Regions from separate parts of the Homo sapiens genome. Here region 2 is linked to region 1. A link is a loop called in an ENCODE intact Hi-C map of the cell type or tissue named here. Cell type or tissue: Calu3. All regions are shown on one strand. Each heading gives the region's core, and the rest is flanking DNA. Links, peaks and the distances in the headings are about the cores only.

Region 1 (8,330 bases), core at 1-8,000:
ATAGCACTTTACATCTGTTAGGATGGCTGTCATCAAAAAGACAGATGGGAAAGATGGGGGAAGTGAAGGATAGGGAGAGATTTACTAAAACAGCAGCCCCCAAACTTTTTGGCACCAGGGACTGGTTTCATGGCGGATAATTTTTCCACGGATGAAGGGGTTGTTTTGGGATGAAACTGTTCCACCTCAGATCATCAGGCATTAGATTCTCATAAGGAGTGTGCCACCTGGATCCCTCACATGCACAGTTCACAACAGGGTTTGTGCTCCTATGAGAATCTAATGCAACCGCTGATATGACAGGAGGTGGAGCTCAGGTGGTAATGCTCACTTGCTGGCTGCTTGCCTCCTGCTGTGTGGCCCAGTTCCTAACAGGCCAAGGACTGGTACTGGTCCACTGCCTGGGGGTTGGGGACCCCTGTGTTAAAGGATACCAAATTACAGCTAGATAGGTGAAATAAGTTCTAGTGTTTCATACCACTGTAGGATGACTATAGTTAGCCATGATATATAGTTTCAAATAGGATATTGAACCTTGCCAACACAAATTGTAAATGTTTGAGATGATGGCTATGCAATTACCCTAATCTGCTCTTTATACATTCTATGTATTAAAACATCACTATGTACCCCTTGACTATGTACAATTATTTGTCAATTTAAAAAATTGTTAAAGAGACAAATAAGTGTTGGCAAGAATATGGTGAAATTGGAACCTTCATACACTGGTGGTAGGAATGTAAAATGGTGTAGCTACTGTGGAAAACATTTTAGCAGTTCCTCAAAATGTTAAATACAGAGTTATCATATGACCCAGTAATTCTACTCGTAGGTATATACTCAAGGGGAATGAAAACACACACACACACACACACACCCATCAAGTCATACACAAACGCTCATAGCAGTTTTATTCATAATAGTATCAATTGATGAATAGATCAACAAAATGTGATGCATCTATTCAATGGAATATTGTTTGGCTGTAAACAAAATGAAGCACTGATATGTGCTACAACATTGGACCTTGTGAAAGAAAGCTGTCAAAGAACACTGCATATTATGATTCTATTTATATCAAGTGTCCAGAATAGGCATATCTATAGAGACACCAAAGTAGAATGAGTGCTTGCTTAGAGCTGGAGTGGGGAGGAGGAGGGGTTAGGAGGTGGTAGCTAAAGGGTGTGGGTTTCTTTTGGGTATGATAAAATGTTATATGAAATTCTCTACAGCCACACTACCTTGAATGTGTCCAATCTGTTCTGATATTGGAAGCTAAGCAGAGTTGAGCCTGGTTGGCACTTATATGGGAGAAAAGTTATAAAGCTGATTGTTGTAATGCTTGTACAACTCTGAGCCCAGTAAAAACCATTATATTGTATATTTTAAGTTGGTTAATTGTATGGTATGTGAATTATATTTCAGTAAACTGTTACAAAAAGGGTTTATAACCTAGACAAATAATTATCAAATAAACTGCATTCCTCTGTGGTGGGTGGTAAATGCTTCCTGTGTAGCAATGTACAAATTCCTATGTCAAGATCTTCATAGGCTGTCTTGATGTCTTCTCATGTGGAATTCTTCCTTTCACTTTGGAACACCATTTCTTAAAGAGATTATGGCAAAGTGAAATAATTAGTTGCTTGATTTATTGATGGATGATTTCCCTCATTCACCCTCTGGAGTTCTTTTAATAGAAATGTTAGAAACCCAGACCCTCTAGAACCTGTGGGGAGCAGCTTGGTTGAGTAGCTCTCTACCCACTGGAGGTATTTGGGGAAAGATCACTGGGTTTGTGGCTGGCTGTGAAAATGATCAGACCAGGGCGGGGCCAAGTGGCTGACATGGCTGAGTAGTGGCTGGTCCTTCTTGCCTGCTGTGCCGAGTTGTCTGTCCCCTGGTACTTTACACCCAGTGAGTTGAGGAAGAAGGAATTACCTCTCTAGACAAAGATCGTTCTGTCTGCAATATATGATATAGTACTATTGCTCTGTGGAAGCTTCAGGCAGCCATCCTCCCTCACAAACCAGCTCCTCCATTTTCCTGTCTTGGTGAATGACATGTCACCTTTTCCTCAGCTGCCCAAGCTGGAAGCCTAGTGGTCATTCTATACTCCTCCTCCTCCTCCTCGTCTTCCCTCATTCCTTCCAGTTAGTCATTGCCCACTGTCCTGCTGATTTGACCTCTTAAGTATTTCTAGCATTTGGTTTCTTATTATGACTGGACTGCCACTACCCTGTTCAGGCCTTTATTGGACTCATTTCTCACCCGGATTTTCATGAGCCACCCTTCAAACCCATCCTCTACACAGCAGCCAATATCAAATATGGTGGCCTCAGCACTGTTAAATGTCTTCAGTGATTTACCTGCCATTTGGTGGTGGTTCTTACTCAACAGGGGAGGAGTTTCAGATCATCTAGGAACCAGAACCCTTTTCAAAGTATTTAGGTGTATATCCTATTCTGGACCCATTAGCTGAAGAGGGGCCTTGGGAAAGGGCTTCTACATCTTGAAAAATCTCCCCAAACAGGATGATACCCAATAAGTAATGCTTAGAAAACAATTTATTTTGAAATAATTTCACAGGAAGTTGTAAAAACAGTACAAAGAGACCCACGGACCCATCCTTCCCCAGATTTCATGCTCTGTTACAATACCAAACCAGGAAGTTGATACTAACAGGTTACTGTTAATAGACCACAGACCTATGTAATGTTTTTTTAATGCCCATTTTTCTTGTTAGGTTGGAGTGTGGCACTTCCTGCTAACCTGAGATGTTAGATTATTTCTTAACTGGTGCACATTTTCATTTAAGAATGGCATGGGTCTTCTTGATTCTGTGGGTGGTGGTTGTTATGGTGTGTTATGGTGTGTCTTCTTGTATGTACATGTGTGTGAGATATTGGTGGCAATTACCAGTTTTTCCTTGCAGAGTGAATTATATCCCCAAAGAGTTTGCCAAGAATACATTTGAGTAATGTAATTCTGTCTAGTGACCTAAGGTCATAACTTTCTTAAGTTAAAAAGTTAAAACTGCCACAACAGGTTTTATGCTAGAAGAATAGTATAGACATTGATTCTTCTTGAATCCAAGATTCAGTTAGCTTAAAATGATGTCATCGTGAGTTGTTTTCCAGGTATGTGTAAATCTGACTTTGTTTTTTGTAGATTGTAAAATATAAGGGTACAGGGCTGGTTCTGTGTTTTATTTTGTTTTCTGTACTTGTTTTATTCATAAGTCTAAAATATAGTGTCTACCAGGGAATGGCTCTATGCAATGAATCACAGTGTAGTTTTGCTTTGAGAGATGGGGTATTACTATGGGTCATAATGAATTCAGTGGAATGGATTTCAGACTTTTAGGTGCTGACCCAGAAAATTCTTTGAAGTAGCAATCTTTACCAATGCTAGGAATTGGGCTAGTCTGCTTTGCTTCCTCATCAAAACTGATGGACAAGATAGAAAATGCCTTTTTATCAGTTACAGTAACATTTTGCTGACACTTGGTGCATTTTTTTTATGTGTTTCACACAGATATGCTTACATCCTTTGAGAAAAGGAACTGAAGGGAAGAAAGAAAACCACAACTGCTTTAGAATAAAACTAGGTCAGCAAAGGCAGATCTTAATGTATTTAGATCAGGCAGAAGGCTAGGTCCTTCCACCTTACTCACAGAGGCCTCTGGGGCTCATTGTAGGAGTCATGAGACTTCTCCAGTAACTCTCATCAAGGATCGGTCACTAGACTAGGCCCTTTGCAAATTTAAACCCTGCAGGTAGACATTTTACAGATAAGGAAACTGGATCTTCATTTCTGTAACTTCAAGAGGGCACAGGGCTGGCTTATGTCAGTGCAGAGATTTTAATCTGAATCTAATTCCCAAGCCTCTCTGCCACACCAGATTGCCTCTCTATTCATGCACAACACTCTAGGTTTGACTCTGGCTCTCTTGAATAATTCCGAAGCAGACTTCTAAGAGAGGATTGCAAAGGCCAACTTCTTTCACAGCTGAGAAGCTGCCTTCTGAGGTGTATCTCTGAGTGGAGAAATCAGAACGCTAGATGCTATGTCCTTTCATGATGGGTAATAATCTCATTAGAGCAGGGAGACTTTGTGGTCTAAAGAGAGAAGGAAACAGTCAGTTGAAAGTTGCTCATGTGTTTCATTTTTCTGTGTTTCTCATACTTTGTTATTGATGTGATGAAGTAGTTGGGGGCTGAGAAGGAAGCCGGGGATTGGGGGCAGGGGTTGGTGGGAGTCAAGACTTACAGGTTCTTCCAAGAGACTCCTAGAGCAGTGATGCCTATAGTTTGCAAGGGCACCACCAGCAGCCATCTTTATTAACCAAGGGGGCTACAAGGACTTTTCCCAACAGATATTAAGTAGTTAGTTCACAGAAAGATTTGAATCTCTTCCTTCAAGAAGTTTGAGTCTCAACAGGGAGCAGATCATAAAGCTAAAAGTCAAATGTATGTATATATCAAGAATTATAAGACTATGGGGGTCCATACATAAGACACAGCAATGTGGCTCTGTCCTTCAACTAGGGTGACCAACGGGGACAAGTTTGTTCACCCTACCTTGACAGTCTTTGTGGCCCTGGGCAAGTCACTTAGGCTTTCTGGATTCTGAGGCCTGCTTCTCTCTCACCAGGTGCTTTTAAATTCCCTTCGTTTCTTGGGATTAGCAATAAGGTGTGACTAAGTCACAAGCTTGTGTTGGGTGGTGAATGAGGGCTGGAAGCCAGTGCTCAGAATCCTTTGAAAGTGATTAGCAGAAGTCAATATTTGAGAACAATACCAGCTGCTGTTTAGAAAGTCCAGAATAGTTGAGCAATTAGGATAAAGTAACAGACACCTGTCATGAGGTGGACTGAGCAGGTGAGTGAGATTGTAAACTGCCTTCAATTCAAGGTCTTGTATATTTGCCTCAGTCTTTTTATAAGACTCCCCAGCTTCAAGTGCTTAGGGTGGTGGTTGTAAGGAAGGTTGCAGATGCGTTTTATTTGGACCACCAGAATTTTTTTTTTAATCTAAATTAGCACCAGCATTTAAGAATACACAGATTTGACCAAAACTCTGGGTTTCTGGCTTCTTTGGAAAATTGGAAGATCTAGCTAACCCAGGCTGTCTTAGCTCAAGTTGTCTGGTGGTTAGAGCTGAGAAGTGGCTGCCCTATCAGAGGGGTGCCTGGTCTTTGGTTCAACACAGCCCCTGTCTCCCCTGCCATGCTCCCCGACCTCATACCTGTTTCTCTTCCCTCAGTACCCTTCTACCCACTTATCTGCCTGGGAAGGTGGTTATCTTAGATCAATAGTTCTCAACTCTGACTGCACCTTAGAGTCTCTTGGGATTGCTTTAAATTATACTGCTTTCCTGGCCCTGTGTAGACCAATTGAATTATGATCTTGGGGAGGGCTACCATTTGTATTTAAAACGTCTTCCAACATGATCGTGATACCCAGTGAGGGTTGAGAAACGAGTACCTCAGCTTGATCCTTGGGTGGGTTTTGATGGAGAGAGAGAAGAGCCACAGAGCAGAGGAATTGAGGAAAATAACCTAACCCAATCGACAGGGCCGGTAACACCATGAGCTAAATGTTAACTGAACACCCTGGGAAAAATCAGGGCACTTTAAAAAAATGAATATCCAAATGGTGTATTCATGGCACGTTTTGCTAAGGTATTAATAAACTCTCCCCACCCCAGATCCTGCTGTACTGCTGTAGGGATTTAAATCATTGTAATAATAATAGGGGTTTTTTTTTTTTGCATGGAGTGATTATAGAAGTATTTTTAATGGGCTTATAAATCTAGTGGTCATGAGAGGCAAGTGACATAGATTTAGTGTATTTGAGGCAAGGGATAAAAGGGGAGGGGGCACAGTCAAATTAGCTTTGGTTTTCTGTTTTGCATAATGACTTCATTCATCTATAATTCTCACTGTAACTCAGTTTCTGTCTTGCTCCCCCTCCCCTTCCTACCACGATCACATTCTAGGCTGTGAGTGTCATCATTCTGAAGTAGTGAAAACATCCAAGTAGCTGGAAAATACAGACCTGTTTTTCTCAGTTAAGTTGAAAATGGAAGAGCCTCAGACACCACCTATTTCTGCTGCTTAATTTTATGGGCATACAAAACCAAAGTTTTGAGATGTGGCTTGTTCAAAGCTCTGCCCCTAGCCCTGTAACTCTGCGCAGTGTTCAGAGTTGTTCTTCACGGGTCCCATGACTGCAGAGAAAGCTTGGAGCTTGCAGGCAGTGGTTCCAGGAACTTCTTTTTCTTCACCTTTTATTCCTGGTGTTTAGCCTGGACCTTGAGATTAGTTGGAGAGATATGAAGGGATGAGACCCAGTTTAGGCCACAGGATCTCCATGAAACCTCTTGAGGCTTCTCTGCAGCCCAAAAGAGTCTCTGATATGGTTTGGCTGTGTCCCCACCCAAATCTCATCTTAGTAGTTCCCATAATCCACATGTGTCGTGGGAGGTAATTTAATCACAGAGACGGTTACCCTTATGCTGTTCTCATGATAGTGAGTTCTTACAAGATCTAATGGTTTTATAGGGACCTTCCCCCCCCTTTTGCTTGGCACTTCTTGCTGCCACCATGTGAAGAAGGACATGTTTGCTTCCCCTTCCCTGAGGCCTTGGCAGCCATGCTGAACTGTGAGTCAAACCTCTTTCCTTTATAAATTACCCAGTCTCGGGTATGTCTTTATTAGCAGTGTGAGAACAGACTAATACAGGGACACGCCAATAGGGCCCCTGATTTCAGCATGTTCTGGCTGCTCTGTGGGAGTGGTGGTGGGTGTGTGCATGGTTGGAGGATGTTTCTAAGTGCAGGGACTCTGTCTTGTACCCTCAGTGTTTTCTCCTCAAAACTTTAGCATCATTGGGAGCACCCAGTAAGCCCCTTCCATGAATATTTGTCTGATGAGGTTGCAACTCTCTAGTTGGCCTCTTATCACCCTTTTATATAGTTTTCATCCTGTGGAAGATACTCTAATGTCACTTTAATATAATTGCAAGAGAAAAATAGTAAGATTTGATATCTTTCTAAACTAACAAATGTGCTAGTAATCTCTCCTTTTCCTCAGGATAGCCTTTGCAAGTTTGAGGTAGGTAGGATAGGTAGGTTATGTAGAAGGAGTATATGTGTGTGTGTGTGTGTGTGTGTGTGCGCGTGTGTGTGAATTTTTACCCTCTTGGTCTGTACTTGGCTGCTGAGCCCTAAAAGAATTGTTTTGCTCACTGCCTAAATTTTACTTGTGCCTCCTAATGTCTCTGAAATTAAGTCCCTCGTGTGAGACTTCCCACTCAGCCATTCTGGATTCTACTCTCTGTCATGGGAGGCAAGACACCTCCTAGCAGAGATGCTCCACTGGCTGGGGGAAGGATATAAGTAAATGTTTGCAGAATAATCTGGGAAGTTTTCTTTTTAAATTTCCAGATATAAACCAAACCTGCAATGACAAAAGCAGTACTGGGGGAGGAGGATAAAGGAGAAACTGCTTTTTGAAACATTCCCCAGGTGGGAATTCATAATACCTACCTGGCTCATTTGAAAATAGCTGACTAGCAGAGTTTCCTGGATGAAATGGGGCAGAAAGCCTATCACTCAAAGGAACTCAACTTATATAAATGATTTAATTCTTTTTTTTTTTTTTTTGAGATGGAGTCTTGCTCTGTCGCCCAGGTTGGAGTGCAGTTTTTGTTTTTGTTTTTTTTTTTTTTGAGATGGAGTCTTGCTCTGTCGCCCAGGTTGGAGTGCAGTTTTTGTTTTTGTTTTTTTTTTTTTTGAGATGGAGTCTTGCTCTGTCACTCAGGTTGGAGTGCAGTGGTGCGATCTTGGCTCACCGCAGCCTCTGCCTCCTGGGTTCAAGCAATTCTCCTGCCTCAGCCTCCTGAGTAGCTGGGATTACAGACGTGTGCTACCACGCTCAGCTAATTTTTGTATTTTTAGTAGAGATGGTGTTTCACCATGTTGGCCAGGCTGATCTCCAACTCCTGACCTTGTGATCCGCCCACCTTGACCTCCCAAAGTGCTGGGATTACAGGCGTGAGCCACTGCGCCCGGCCTCCTTTTTTTCTTTTTCTAGACTTGTTCCATTTATTCATTTCATAAGTTTGGAGACCTTCTAAGCGTGAAGCTCTCTGAGAGGTACTGAGGCACTAGAGAACACTGATTAAAGAGCCTGATGCCCAGTCTACAACAGCTGTACTACCTGGTAGCTGTGTGACATTGAACAGATTGCTTAGTTCTTTGTGCCTCAATTTTCCCTACTCTGAATGGAGATGGTTAGTACATACTTCACAGGCTTAGAGTAAGCA
Region 2 (8,330 bases), core at 267-8,266, 220 kb after region 1:
CACATGCCCATGTACACACACATATGCATACATACACATACAAGCCCATTTGGAAGCTTCTCAGAGGCAACGAGAAACCTCAGGCTCCCCATCCTCATCCCCTCCGTGTCAGCAGAAAAATGAGACTTCCATGAACCAAGTGAAATAGAAATGGTTGGTGTGTAAATTCATACCACTGGACAAGCAAGTGGGGAGGTGGTATAGCCCATCCGATGTCTGCCAAGGCAGGGTGATGACGACAATGACCACAATCCTGACAACAATGATGGTTGCCATTTATCCACTTACTTAGAGCTTGACTCTGTCACATGCTGTAGAAGCACTAACTTAATTCCTGCAGTAAAGAATCATTTATCCCCATTCTATGGAAGGGAATCTGAGCCACAGAGTGGCTCACTCATTTGTCCAGGGCCACACAGCTCCTAAAAGACAAAGCCAGGACTCAAACCCAGGTCTGCCCGTCCCCCAACACCACTTTCTCTGATATCAGATACAGCATGGGTTCCCACCTCGCATTCATGCAGGACACCAGGTGAGGCCGCTGCCTCCTTCAGGAAGCAAGGTGGATGGGAGCAGTCATCCCAAGTGGGAGGGAAAGATATGAGATAAGAGGCCAAAACTGTTGGGAATGGAAACATCAGAATATCCTTGGCCCCCCTACGCAGTGGTCCCAGCCAAAGGAAGCAAAGCCACCAGGCTCCACCGCCTGAGACCACTCAGCTGTTGGGAGAAGATGGCAGAAGTACAGGGCTGGGGAGAGAGGGCCTGGATTCAGGCCGTCTCTGCACATCCTGAAGCCTCAGTTCACCTTCCTCTAACTGGGGTTACCATTGCCATGGCTTAAGGGTGGCTGCAAAGACCCAGGGAGGCGATGCCCCAGGACAGCACCTTCTGTCTGATAGCTTTCCAGCAAGAGGCTAAGGCCATATAACAGGAATTCTTTAAAGCCTTTAATTAAAAAGTTAAACATACTTAAAGAACGTAAATGATGCTGAGCTTTGCCCCACTCTCACTTCTTGGAAGCAGCCATTGCTAAGGCATTAGCACATAGCCGTCTCGACTTGCAGCCTTCACCTCCCGTGTGCACACTGCGGGCTGGTTCCCCTGTGCTTCCCATTCTGGGACTCACCTTTCCCCAGGATGACTCTCCTGCTCCTCTCTTCTCCCTCATTCTTTTTCAACAGCTGCAGAGAACTCTAAAAGCACAGAAGGGCCATGATTTATTTGGCCATTCCCTGCTTGGTGAGTATTTGGGTTGTTTCCAGTTTTTCTCCATTGCAGACAAAGCTTCACTAGGCAGCCTCAAACACACACCCCTGCACACACTCCCTGGTGCACACATGCCTTCCTGAGTCTAGATGCCTAGAGGTGGAGGATTGCAGACGAAGAGGGTGGGCACCATTTCATTTCTAAAGTAGGACAAGACAACTGAACATCCCCCCATGCCTCAAGATGGGGGCTCACAGGGCCAGTGACGAGGAAAGGCTCTGTCCCTTCATCACCAACACTTGTGCCTTTCTCTTCCTCTTCAGGTACAAGGTGACCTGCCAAAGCTCAGAGCTGGCCAAGGACATCCTGGTGCCCTCCTTTGACCCTAAGAATAAGCACTGTGTGTTTCAAGGTGACCTCCTGCTCTTCAGCTGTGCAGGCGCCCACCCCAGGCACCAGAGGGTCTGCCCCTGCCGGGACTTCATCAAGGGCCAGGTGGCTCTCTGCAAAGACTGCCTATAGCAGCTACCTGCTCAGCCCTGCACCATGCTGCTGGGGAAGACAGTGGCCCCAGCCCCGTCAGGCAGGGCCAGGGACAGAAGTCATGCAGGGACTCTGGCAAGAGCCTGAACTTTTTCGTAGAAGGTTCTGAATTGGCATTGCCCTTGCTGCACTCCGAGCAACCCAGTGGAGTCTTCACCAAAACAAAACAAGAGCGTATGTCAGGCCAGGAGCCTGGCTTGTCCCTGGCACAACATCATTTCTGTTTCTCAAGGAGCAACTGTGGGAAGACTGTCACTGCAGCTGCTCCAGGGCAAAAGAAAGTCTCAAGAGTCCTTTAAAACAAAACAGGAGGAATTGAGCTGATGGGAAAGAACTCTGAATGGGAATATTCCTAAACCCATTAACTTATTTATTCGGGTGGGAGGGAGGGGACCGCGGGAGGGAGAGGAGGGATTGATCACAGGCTTCTTTTATTTCCACTGTTAATCATCCACCTTCACTATACTGTTGTTCTGTCTGCTTTGGGCAGGGTGCAGGAGAGAGACCGTGTGCCGTGGGGCTGGTGGCCTGCTCAGGGACAGCCATGGGGACCTGGCAGCTCAAAACAGATGGCAGCAGAACAAAAGAAACTTTTGCTTTGGAAGCACAGCCAAACTCCCCAGGGCATCGTCATAGATGGCACCTAGAGCATGGGCTGCCTCAGTCAGGGGGACGTGCCTGTGTTGTCCAGAGAGCCCAGCCAGGGACGAAAAAGGAGATGAGGCCCCTTTCCTCCATGTCCCCATGCCCAGACACATACCTTGGCCGTAATTTCTTTTAGAATCCCTTTGGGAAGGAAATACAGGATTGAGGGATTTTGGAGTTTCTGGTAAACTCACCCTCCCTCCAGCCCCGCTATGAGGAGGAAAGTAGAGATGAAAGACTCACGCTGTTCATGGACTTGGAGAGGATTATCTTTGAGCCAAGATTTGGACAGGAGTGAAGTCGGTCCTTAAGAATTTGTGGCGCGACCGGAGCTGGGCTCCTGACAGGTGGGCTTGTGTTGTGTCCCCTCTGATGGCACCAAAGTCCAGGGAAGGGGGCTCTTGATGTCTGCTGGGGGAGTGGGGGCAGCTCAGGATGAATGCAGTGCCCTGTCCTGGCTACTCACCTGAGGGTGTAGCTCGCAAAGGTGGGAATCTGGTGCTGGCTTTTCCTTCAGGCAGGATCACTCTGACTTGTTGAGTAATCAGTCATCAGGTTGGCCTGGTCAGACACACTGGACCCCACCTTCCAAACCCTGGACCCCCCCATGCTCTGCCTTTGTATAAGTTCCCACCCCACTGAATCATTGCTGCCATGCTCTGTACAAGTTTGTAAGTTTCTGAAAAGCCCCTGACATCTCCATGCTGATGCAAGTGAGACCCCTTCTGCCTAATGTGAGCGGTTGGCGTCCTCCACTTGGCCTCTGCTGGGCGCCTCAGTCGCTCAATGATGTGCTCTGTGCCGGGGCTTCCAAGCACCCTTCCTGCTAACAGAGGGCGGCCCAGTGGAGCCTCCGCTGGGCAGAACTGATGGGCAAGGCGTAATGGCTGGTAGCTTTCAGAATGTGAGGGAAAGGAAGAATTCCGCTTCATGGGGACTAGAGTTAGTGTGGGGCCTTTAAGTCTGGGAAGTTACATTCTGCTTCTTTCTCAATTGCTACACAAATGTGCAGCCAGCCTTTTTTCTTAGGCCCACTGAGATCCCTGCTCAGTGCGTCTCAATTGTATCTCCAGTCTAAGAGGAGGGTGGGGGGCACCCGGGGCCTCCTCCACTCCTTAGGTGGCCCCCAAGCACATCTGCCAGGTAGAGTACCATGGGGAGGCCTCTGCCCTGAGCATCATCACAGGGGCGCCTCCAGACCTGGCTGAGAATAGCCTCTGCTTGGGCCTAGGAAGAAGGGCAGAAGTCCAAAGGAAACCTTGGTGAGTGAGTGTGTGTGTGTGTGTGTGTGTGTGTGTGTGTGTGTGTGTGTGTGTGTATGAGCCTGTGCATTTCTTTTAAGCAAGGGCAGTTTCCTGCAGTAGGAGGGCAGATGACTGGCATCCTTGCTGTAAGGAAGAGCTTTTTCCTTGTGAATGGGCCTCTTGGCTGTACCCTAGGGTGTGGGAATTTGCTAGAGTTCCCTGACCTGCAATCCCTGGGCCAGTGCCGCCCTCTCCTGGGCTCTTCCAGGAGCATTGAACACTGAGGATGTCAATGCAAGTATCTGACCAACAGGGGGAGCCTGCAGGCCGAGCAAAGTTTAACCCACTTAGCCACTGCTACTTAAGCAAGGAAGCTGAAAGGTAACCTTAGCCCTGCCTTGTGTTCCAAAAGCTGCAAGGATCATTTGCTGGCTGTCCCTAAGTTCAAGGCCTCCCTACCTTCCCCTTCTTTTCCAAGTCACAACCCGCCCTGCCCGGGCCAGACAGCCCAGAAGAACACTTTTCTGCCATTTAAAAATCCCTCTTTCATCCCCCCCAGTCCAGTATTGAGTGGAAGTGCGCCGGAGTTCCACTGACAGGGCAGCTGCTCTTGGAGCAAACAAGCCCACACTCCAGTTGTTTAGGGCATTATCTGAAGAGTCAGTGACCCCTGAATGTGTACTGGCTCCCAGGCCTCCTCAGACTTGGCCCAGGTCTAGTCAGTGATCCTGGAGAGGAAACTGGGGAGGGGGCTTCCAACTGCCCTGCATGGAAGAGGAGAGGAAGGTGCCCCTGTGTGGGCTGGAAGCCTGCGGAGGTTTTGCCATTGCTGATCTTGATAGAATCCTAAACCGATTTATAGCTGATAACAGTTCCATGGGGAGAGAAATCCTAAGTTATGATTAATGTTTTTCCCCGCTATAATATCTTGCCTGTTTTTTTGGATTATTTTCCCCATTGTGATCCTAAGCTCTTAAAAAACTTGAGGGAAAACATTCATCTAATTTACTAAAAGAGAAAGCTTTCCATTGAAAGGTAGATACTTTGAGGAGTAAAAAGACTTCTTTGAATGCTGGTAAACACCGCATTTATTTTGTGTATGCAGTTTGATTTGCACATGTATAAATGGAGATGCTTTTCATTTTTGTTTGGACTGGGTTTGTGTCACTGCTCATTACAGTTTGCTTTTTTGTGTGTTTGCTGTGCGTTTGGAGATATTAGTCAGTTTCTTTAGTGATATTTGTTTCCTTGATGTGCCTTTTCGTTTTTCTTTGGGGTTTTTGGAATCCGGATGCTGTTGAAGGGCAATAGCAGACTCCTCCAGCTAAGAGACAGGACATGTTCTTGAGCCACTGTAGCTGTTGAAGCTGGACACCAGACGCTCCCTATAACCCCCCCGCCAGGCCATAGCGTGTATGCATGTGCACTTCCACCCACAGAGGAGGGTGTGAAGCCTTGAGAACCTCAAGAAAGGGCTGGATTCTGCCATACCTTTGGGTCTACCTTGGGACTGCTGGTTGCCAACGTGTCAACCAGCCTGTGTTCCCTGCCACCCACGCACTTGCTGAGGTGTGGCTGAGGCAGAATCATGTGAATGGGTGCATCCAAGGAGTTCAGGGCCCTGCTTGGAGAAGAAATACTTTAGCATCATGAAAGGGAAAGAACGTGCACCCCTTTTTTGTTTCTTTAGTGAATGCAAGATTTAATAAAAGTGAATAATGAGCTTCCCCTTTGGGAGTGGAGCCCAGTGCAGCTCACTGACAGGGTTGACATCAGTATGATGTGTTGGACTGAAACTGTATGTCTGTAGGTAGGTGTGTGCCTTTTAGGGCAGACCACGGTGGCCACCCCATTTCTCCAAGGTGGTTTACCTAGCTTGTGTATATTAGACATTGCCACCCTCACCTCTGGCCAAAAATTCTTGATTTAAAAAGAAAAGTCTATTTTGTTAACGACAGGCTCTGTTGTATGTGTTACTATCCCAAGCCTGGATTATTTTATTTATTTAAAAGTATTTTAATTTCCATATTGGCTTTATTCTAATCCCATCCATCCCTGTGGAGCTGCAGAGCATCTTCATGTGAGTAGACGGATGGACATAAATAGATTCATGCTCATTTAGGAAGCTGGGAGTTTCGTGAAGCTGAGGGTGAGTTCCTGTGATTCTTGTTCGCTTCAACAAAAAGTGGGAGACCAAGTTTTTATAGCAAAAGACCAAATTAGCTGTAGAGTCTTGAATGCAGAAAAAAATTACCCTAGCTTTCTTAGCACTTAGGGTTTTGTGAGGATTCAGTGTTTAGCACAGTGCTTGGCACATAGTAAGCCCTAGTAAATGTTAAATATTGTTATTAGTGTTTCGTAAAACTTGAGAAATAGAGCTGAGCTCATTCCCTTCCTGTTGATTCAAAAATAATACCTACATGAAAACATGATTCCAAGTTGATTGAATGTTGTAGGAATTACTGGTTTAGAGTAGCCCAGTTCTCGGCCTACCCTGCTGGTTGGGATCTTACTGTATTCTTGAATGCACTGGTTTGAAAATATGCCAGACTTCAGCCCCCAAGGAAACAAGGCTGCAAGAATTTATGAACTCCAGCTGGAAAAGGTAAAGGTGACCTTTGGCTAGCCACATACTGGACCTTACCCCACTGACGTCTTTCAGAACATTCCAAGGGTTTTCCTCAAGGAACATTTTTGAGCTAGAAATTAAAATGGGTTCTCTGGCAGACTGCACCCCTTGAGTCAAAGTTAACAGTATTCCTTTGAATGCAATAATAGAGGCTTTTCTGCGTTAAGGGAGAAGGAATGACCAATTGAACTTACACATTCCCCAGGCAGGTCCCTTTGCCGGCCCCTACAGGCTGGGGTGGCCCCTCCTGTCCTCAGGGATCAGACTCCCAGACTGGTTAGTTCTGCATGTTTCCATCAAATTAAAGGTTATTCCCTGGCCGCCTCCTGGAGAAAACCAACCCCACCCTGCCAGCTGGGGGCAATGGGGCAGGGATTTTGGCCTCTCAGAACAGCTCCTAGAGGCTGCTCATGACTGAATGTTTTCCCAAATCACCTAAATATCGGTTTGCTTTTTGTTTTGGGGGAGAGGATTTAGCCTCTTACTTCCCTGATGGATTCAAAGTTTTATCTATCTCCTTATCTCCTGCCCTGTCTTGGCACAACTCTGGATAGATTGCAGGTGTGGAATTTGCTGGAGTTTGGTGACTTCGTCAAATTCCTTTGGATTCTGTTCCGCCAAATCAGCAGTCTCGTCCTGTGGATGCAGTGACTGGAATTTCCCATCTGCAAAGCATCTCTGTAGCCCAGATTTTGTGGAGCCTTAAGACACTCCCTCAATGCCACCCTGACCCCACGGCTGGAGAACCCTGTGCTTATGTGGTGGGCAGGGCCACTGTTGATGGAGGATGGCGGGGACGGGGTGGTGCTCAAAGGATCTGTGGTGCTGGAGGTCTACACGCCTCTCAGGACAGCGTGTCAGGAACCTCAGAGCAGCTTCACATCTGCCAAAGCTGAGAGGGAGCGAACTTGGGAAGCATTTTGCTCATTGTCCTACCCAAGTATTAATAGCATAATAGTTGATGCCAAAGGAGATGGTGACGTCCCTTCCACTGTAGTTGCTGTCACAACCTTGACGTCTTTAAGCTAATGGCCGTTTGCATCTGTGTCTTCAAACAGATCCTGGTTACAGCCATTTTGTGTGATTCACTTCGGGGGTTAAGTAATGCAGGATTCTGCAAACAAGGTGTCGCCGTCCAAATGTACTGTCCTGGCATAGAGAGCACTGCTTTGTTTTCCACTGTTGTAGAGAAAACTAGGGAGAACTTTATTTTTCAATAAACTTTTCTTGTGTGACAGGTGGAAGTGATTTTTGGGGGGGCGGGTGCATGCAGGGTCACCTCCAGAACAAAGCTGAGCTGCTGTCTAGGCGCGTCCCCAGCACACAGCTTCCCCCAGCTGTATTTCACGGTTTGCAGCACACTGTTGAAACGGCTGGTAGGAAGACAGGAAGGTATACTTAAGGAGTGGAGAGGGGAAGGTTTTACTACTGTGTATTCCTTCCCTTATATCACATCCACCACTACTCATGTTAGCGCACTCTCCTTGTGCTGCCTTCCCCTAGAAGGAAATTCAATTAGAAAGTGAACTGCTAGATTTTGAGAAAAATCTTTAAGAATGAGCTAATAAAAATAGCTCTATAAGGGGCTGAGCACCAGCGACCATTGGACCTAGAATAGATTTCTCCCTTTCAAGAGCAGCTTTTGAGCCAGGAAGCAGTGAGCCATGAGCAGCTGGTTAGGCAAATGCCCTGGAGACAGGGAAGGTTAGTCCATGCCCCACCCAACAGTTTGTCTGCAGATGACACTGGCCCTCATCTGCATGGCCTCTCTGAAGCTGGCGGGCCTCCTGGCTACGGCCCAAAATGGACACCCCACACAGTTCACAGAGCATGTTAGAACACAAGGGAAAGCCGAGTGCCTACATTTGGGCAACGCTACCAGTGTCACTTCCCCTCCCTGAGCTTCCATGATGTATATTAGACACAACGAGAAAACCAGCAGAAGAGAAACCTACAGGCTCCTACACTTCCCAATCTTTTTTTTCTTTAGTTCATGTTGTTACATATTAACATCCCTTGACGTATTCCTCAGTACTGCTGGGGAAGCAACCTGAAAGCAT

What was found. Peaks named below come from ENCODE experiments on the same cell type or tissue, not always from the same donor. Only the 100,000 strongest peaks of a DNase experiment are listed, where the experiment ranks them.
Region 2: a loop joins it to region 1, with 3 times the contacts of the local background. A loop is called at or near these places in 6 of 110 quality-filtered maps.

The regions. Positions count from the first base shown.
Region 1 is chr2:134,229,971-134,238,300 of GRCh38, forward strand. It overlaps a transcript of MGAT5 not described here and the pseudogene RNA5SP104. Among named protein-coding and RNA genes, the nearest start is that of MGAT5, 20 kb to the right of the region's middle. In Calu3, for the core only: no CTCF peak of the experiment used is centred there; a DNase peak (open chromatin) is centred at 4,731.
Region 2 is chr2:134,447,117-134,455,446 of GRCh38, forward strand. It overlaps MGAT5 (alpha-1,6-mannosylglycoprotein 6-beta-N-acetylglucosaminyltransferase), which reads left to right. Exons shown (of 16, transcript NM_002410.5): 16 at 1,533-7,505. The coding sequence ends at 1,731. Among named protein-coding and RNA genes, the nearest start is that of MGAT5, 200 kb to the left of the region's middle. In Calu3, for the core only: a CTCF peak has its summit at 3,926; a DNase peak (open chromatin) is centred at 3,905.